Linked DNA regions of Homo sapiens: region 1 is linked to region 2. Evidence: chromatin contacts called from ENCODE Hi-C data. All regions are on one chromosome and are shown on one strand. The core of a region is the stretch at or near the end of the contact, and the rest is flanking DNA. Distances in the headings are between cores, read along the strand shown. Region 1 holds the start of EEF1A1 (eukaryotic translation elongation factor 1 alpha 1). Region 2 holds the start of LMBRD1 (LMBR1 domain containing 1).

The links. Hi-C counts contacts between places; a loop is a spot of excess contacts on that map. Pooled maps may share reads with other maps.
Region 1: a map of B cell shows a loop between it and region 2 (33-fold over the local background). The contact joins the promoter of EEF1A1 here to the promoter of LMBRD1 in region 2. A Hi-C loop is called at or near these places in 4 of 168 maps with a recorded cell type or tissue (B cell, CD4-positive, alpha-beta T cell, CD8-positive, alpha-beta T cell and 1 more) and 14 of 50 pooled maps.

What each region holds. Positions count from the first base shown.
Region 1 is chr6:73,519,767-73,522,614 of GRCh38, reverse strand. EEF1A1 (eukaryotic translation elongation factor 1 alpha 1) reads left to right here and starts at 1,583. Exons shown (of 8, transcript NM_001402.6): 1 at 1,583-1,615; 2 at 2,559-2,732. The coding sequence starts at 2,589. RefSeq lists a silencer at 826-1,055 and enhancers at 778-1,600, 1,636-1,715, 1,766-1,875, 1,601-2,422, 2,166-2,465 and 1 more.
Region 2 is chr6:69,795,550-69,798,301 of GRCh38, reverse strand. It overlaps LMBRD1 (LMBR1 domain containing 1), which reads left to right and starts at 1,292. Exons shown (of 16, transcript NM_018368.4): 1 at 1,292-1,489. The coding sequence starts at 1,421. RefSeq lists enhancers at 1,371-1,600, 1,229-1,784, 1,911-1,960, 1,785-2,341.

The DNA of each region.
Region 1 (2,848 bases), core at 334-2,833, 3.7 Mb before region 2:
AAAAGAAAGAAAGAAAAAAAAGTGGACTGTGAAAACTGAAAGGACTAGAAAAACTACACTACAAAGATACAGAAACCAAGAAAGCACCATAGCGTTTGCCTTCAACTGCTTCCCAACTTGTTTTCCTCTTCCAATTTGATTGTGGTTTCCTCTCCAGAAGGAACTCCACAGTACTTAGCGTTGGCCACATAGTAGGTTCTCAAATACTTGTTAATAAATAAGTTTGTTCGAGAAGCTGGGCAATGATATTCTACAGCTGGAAGAAGAAACATAATGATCTAGTAATTAGCTCATTAAAAATAAACGTTCTTCTTTCCTCAGAGGAGCATTTCCCAAGGCCTGCCTTGATAGCCATCCAAAAAGGCCAAGCTCATCCAATCTTGCCCTAGATTTATGCTAAAATGCAGTTACAATCGATAGGATGACAGAAAACGACAGCACTTATTTAAATATAATAGGCACTTATTTAAATAGGAGAAGCTGTGACTTCATAGCAAGTGTTGGGGTTAGGAAACTGGGTGGATAAACTTGCTGATGCTGTAGATCTTAGCCTCTACATGAGATCATGTGGAAAATCTGAAAGCATTTTAGGTTCCTTATGTTTGCAATCAAATAACTGTACACCTTTTAATTTAAAAAGTACCATGAGGCACACACACACACTCGCAGGAACTTTTTGGCGTAACAAAACTAGAATTAGATCTAAAGCTAACTGTAGGACTGAGTCTATTCTAAACTGAAAGCCTGGACATCTGGAGTACCAGGGGGAGATGACGTGTTACGGGCTTCCATAAAAGCAGCTGGCTTTGAATGGAAGGAGCCAAGAGGCCAGCACAGGAGCGGATTCGTCGCTTTCACGGCCATCGAGCCGAACCTCTCGCAAGTCCGTGAGCCGTTAAGGAGGCCCCCAGTCCCGACCCTTCGCCCCAAGCCCCTCGGGGTCCCCGGGCCTGGTACTCCTTGCCACACGGGAGGGGCGCGGAAGCCGGGGCGGAGGAGGAGCCAACCCCGGGCTGGGCTGAGACCCGCAGAGGAAGACGCTCTAGGGATTTGTCCCGGACTAGCGAGATGGCAAGGCTGAGGACGGGAGGCTGATTGAGAGGCGAAGGTACACCCTAATCTCAATACAACCTTTGGAGCTAAGCCAGCAATGGTAGAGGGAAGATTCTGCACGTCCCTTCCAGGCGGCCTCCCCGTCACCACCCCCCCCAACCCGCCCCGACCGGAGCTGAGAGTAATTCATACAAAAGGACTCGCCCCTGCCTTGGGGAATCCCAGGGACCGTCGTTAAACTCCCACTAACGTAGAACCCAGAGATCGCTGCGTTCCCGCCCCCTCACCCGCCCGCTCTCGTCATCACTGAGGTGGAGAAGAGCATGCGTGAGGCTCCGGTGCCCGTCAGTGGGCAGAGCGCACATCGCCCACAGTCCCCGAGAAGTTGGGGGGAGGGGTCGGCAATTGAACCGGTGCCTAGAGAAGGTGGCGCGGGGTAAACTGGGAAAGTGATGTCGTGTACTGGCTCCGCCTTTTTCCCGAGGGTGGGGGAGAACCGTATATAAGTGCAGTAGTCGCCGTGAACGTTCTTTTTCGCAACGGGTTTGCCGCCAGAACACAGGTAAGTGCCGTGTGTGGTTCCCGCGGGCCTGGCCTCTTTACGGGTTATGGCCCTTGCGTGCCTTGAATTACTTCCACGCCCCTGGCTGCAGTACGTGATTCTTGATCCCGAGCTTCGGGTTGGAAGTGGGTGGGAGAGTTCGAGGCCTTGCGCTTAAGGAGCCCCTTCGCCTCGTGCTTGAGTTGAGGCCTGGCTTGGGCGCTGGGGCCGCCGCGTGCGAATCTGGTGGCACCTTCGCGCCTGTCTCGCTGCTTTCGATAAGTCTCTAGCCATTTAAAATTTTTGATGACCTGCTGCGACGCTTTTTTTCTGGCAAGATAGTCTTGTAAATGCGGGCCAAGATCTGCACACTGGTATTTCGGTTTTTGGGGCCGCGGGCGGCGACGGGGCCCGTGCGTCCCAGCGCACATGTTCGGCGAGGCGGGGCCTGCGAGCGCGGCCACCGAGAATCGGACGGGGGTAGTCTCAAGCTGGCCGGCCTGCTCTGGTGCCTGGCCTCGCGCCGCCGTGTATCGCCCCGCCCTGGGCGGCAAGGCTGGCCCGGTCGGCACCAGTTGCGTGAGCGGAAAGATGGCCGCTTCCCGGCCCTGCTGCAGGGAGCTCAAAATGGAGGACGCGGCGCTCGGGAGAGCGGGCGGGTGAGTCACCCACACAAAGGAAAAGGGCCTTTCCGTCCTCAGCCGTCGCTTCATGTGACTCCACGGAGTACCGGGCGCCGTCCAGGCACCTCGATTAGTTCTCGAGCTTTTGGAGTACGTCGTCTTTAGGTTGGGGGGAGGGGTTTTATGCGATGGAGTTTCCCCACACTGAGTGGGTGGAGACTGAAGTTAGGCCAGCTTGGCACTTGATGTAATTCTCCTTGGAATTTGCCCTTTTTGAGTTTGGATCTTGGTTCATTCTCAAGCCTCAGACAGTGGTTCAAAGTTTTTTTCTTCCATTTCAGGTGTCGTGAAAACTACCCCTAAAAGCCAAAATGGGAAAGGAAAAGACTCATATCAACATTGTCGTCATTGGACACGTAGATTCGGGCAAGTCCACCACTACTGGCCATCTGATCTATAAATGCGGTGGCATCGACAAAAGAACCATTGAAAAATTTGAGAAGGAGGCTGCTGAGGTATGTTTAATACCAGAAAGGGAAAGATCAACTAAAATGAGTTTTACCAGCAGAATCATTAGGTGATTTCCCCAGAACTAGTGAGTGGTTTAGATCTGAATGCTAATAGTTAAGAC
Region 2 (2,752 bases), core at 43-2,542:
TATTCTGTCCAGGCAGGAAGGACCATCCTATTTTTTCCCTCAGGCTTCCAGCCGGAAGTAGATTATAGGTAGAGCATAACTCATCACCACATAATACATTGGAAAAAGATGATGGTATTTTTTCTCAGAGTTGTTTCTTGACTACATCACAGTGGTGAAACATGCACTCACACCCCTGTGGACTCAGGTAAGCCATCCCAAGAGTTTCCTCCCTGTGGACTCAGGTAAGCCATCCCAAGAGTTTCCTCCTTCTTCTTCATTGTGGGCCTATGGCAGTGTGTTTTGTTTGCTGATGCATATACCTTTACATACAAAGCTATCATGGAAATTCACAGGCATGCATACATCTGAATAGAAAGGCTATAACATCATGTGATAAGTTCATGTCCAGCCAACCAGTTATCCCGGCTGGGCACCAGTGCCAGTAAATTAGAGTGATTTGGGCAGCTAGTCAACTTTTATTCAGAGTCAGCTGTCTCATGCGTCCGTGTGAAGAGACCACCAAACAGGCTTTGTGTGAGCAACATGGCTGTTTATTTCACATGGGTGCAGGCGGGCTGAGTCCGAAAAGAGAGTCGGCAAAGGGTGGTGGGATTATCATTGGTTCTTACAGTTTTTCGGATAGGAGGTGGAGTGAAGAGCAATGTTTTGGGGGTAGGGGGTAGATCTCACAAAGTACATTCTCAAGGGTGGGGAGAATTACAAAGAAACTTCTTAAGGGTGGGGGAGATTATAAAGAACATTGATCAGTTAGGGTGGGGCAGAAACAAATCACAATGGTGGAATGTCATCAGCTAAGCTATTTTCACTTCTGTGGATCTTCAGTTGCTTCAGGCCAGCTGGATGTATACGTGAAGGTCACTGGGGATATGATGGCTTAGCTTGGGCTCAGAGGCCTGACATCAGCCATTCTTGCAACCTGGTAAGGAGTTCTGCTAATCACACACATTCCACCTTGTACACGAGGGCCAAACTTCCTTTTGGTGAAGAAGTATAAACCTCTAAAATTGACTTGGATCTCCAGGTCCACCTAGCCCATTCTTTGTGGAGTTCCCTTGCTGTTCTAGTCTATCAACTTAGGCTGAGTCAAATATCTCAATAGGTTGCCCAGCTATGAGCCAACACCCTGCTCTGCAGCCCTCCCACATCTCAGCTTGCAGGGAAGCCAGCGAGGGCAGCGTGGTGATGTCACTGCGTCCGCACGCGCCCCGCCCCTGAGCAGTCCTTGCTGCCCCGCCCCCGCTCGGCTCGCCGCCAGGGGACGCTAGTGGGTCCAGTCTCCTTGGCAACCACTTGCTCCTCCCCCTCCGCCCCTTTAACCTTTAGGGTGCGCGGGTGCAGTATATCTCGCGCTCTCTCCCCTTTCCCCCTCCCCTTTCCCCACCCCGGGCGCTCAGGTTGGTCTGGACCGGAAGCGAAGATGGCGACTTCTGGCGCGGCCTCGGCGGAGCTGGTGATCGGCTGGTGCATATTCGGCCTCTTACTACTGGTAGGGGAGGCGCTTGGAGTTTTCCCCATGTTTGGACTGGGGGAGGAAGGGAGGGGCAGGCCCTGCAGTTGGCCTCTCCGGGCCCCGGAGACCCTCTTCGCCCCGCCCCGCTTTTAGCTTGGACTGTGGAGGGCTCCTTAGTGTTGGGGGCTTGGGCGGGCGGCGGGGGCAGGGGGGTGTCGATTTCCGGTCTCTTTTGCTGTCATTTCACCGATGACGTCTAGGGTTGCAGGGTCCTTTTTGGAAGCTCTTGCCGTCATCGCTGACTTGGGCAATGGGGCCGGTGGGGTTTGGGGGCGGAAGAGACCCTCGGGGTTGAGAAGTATGTGGTGGCCTTTCGTCCCCTGTAAAACATTGTCACACGGTGTGGGGCGGCAGCGCTGGATCTTTGCAAGTTAAGTAGGCGCTGGCGTTGTTTACTTGTCACCTTCTCTGTATGTTTTTTCCCTCATTTTCCCTACCCTTGGGGCTAGTGAGTCTCCAACCTCTGTGCCCATTGTGTGATTCTGCCTTGATGACGTGAGTTGCTCGTTCTGACTTCCAGGTGTCACATTCTCTTCTAATCTTTTTTTGATTGGTGTAGATACCTGTGGAGGGCGGAGCTGTAGCCCTCTTTATTACCAGTATCGGAGTATATACTACTACCTGTCTGACCTCAGGTGCTTTCTTTTCCAACGATCTTATTTCTGCATATTCAGTGAGCAAAGTGTAGATAGAAATGTCTCAGAGTGGCCTGGCTATTACTTCCCTGTTCATATTAAAACCCTTTGGTTTATTTGGGAGTTCAATTTATTTCCTTTCATAACTTCTCTACCTTCTCAAATCTTCTCTTTTCTCATCGTCCGAGGCTGTAGTTACTTTCTGTTCTCACGTATTTTGACCTTTTTGCATTGCAAAACAAAAACCTCCAGTTCTGGAAATCAGGCTTGTTTGGTTTTACTTTAATTGTCAGATCCAGTTGGTGTCTGGTACCTATGTAGTATGTTCTAGTAGATTTTTGCAGTAGAGACTAAAAAAAGAAAATAAAAGAAAAGAATGGTGTGAAAATTTAAGAAAAGGATCCTCTTGTTACTGCCATCACTGTCACAGATAAAAACACTGCCTTTACCCTGGAACATGTTAGTCCTCTCTTGGAGGAAATGAAACCCTAAAGGTTGACTGTGGTCTCTGCAGCCACCCAGTCCTGTATTTGGAGAGCCCCCTGGCTTTTCCAGTCCATCAGATTTAGTTTGTTTAGAAAAAAATAAATAAGCATGTAATGTA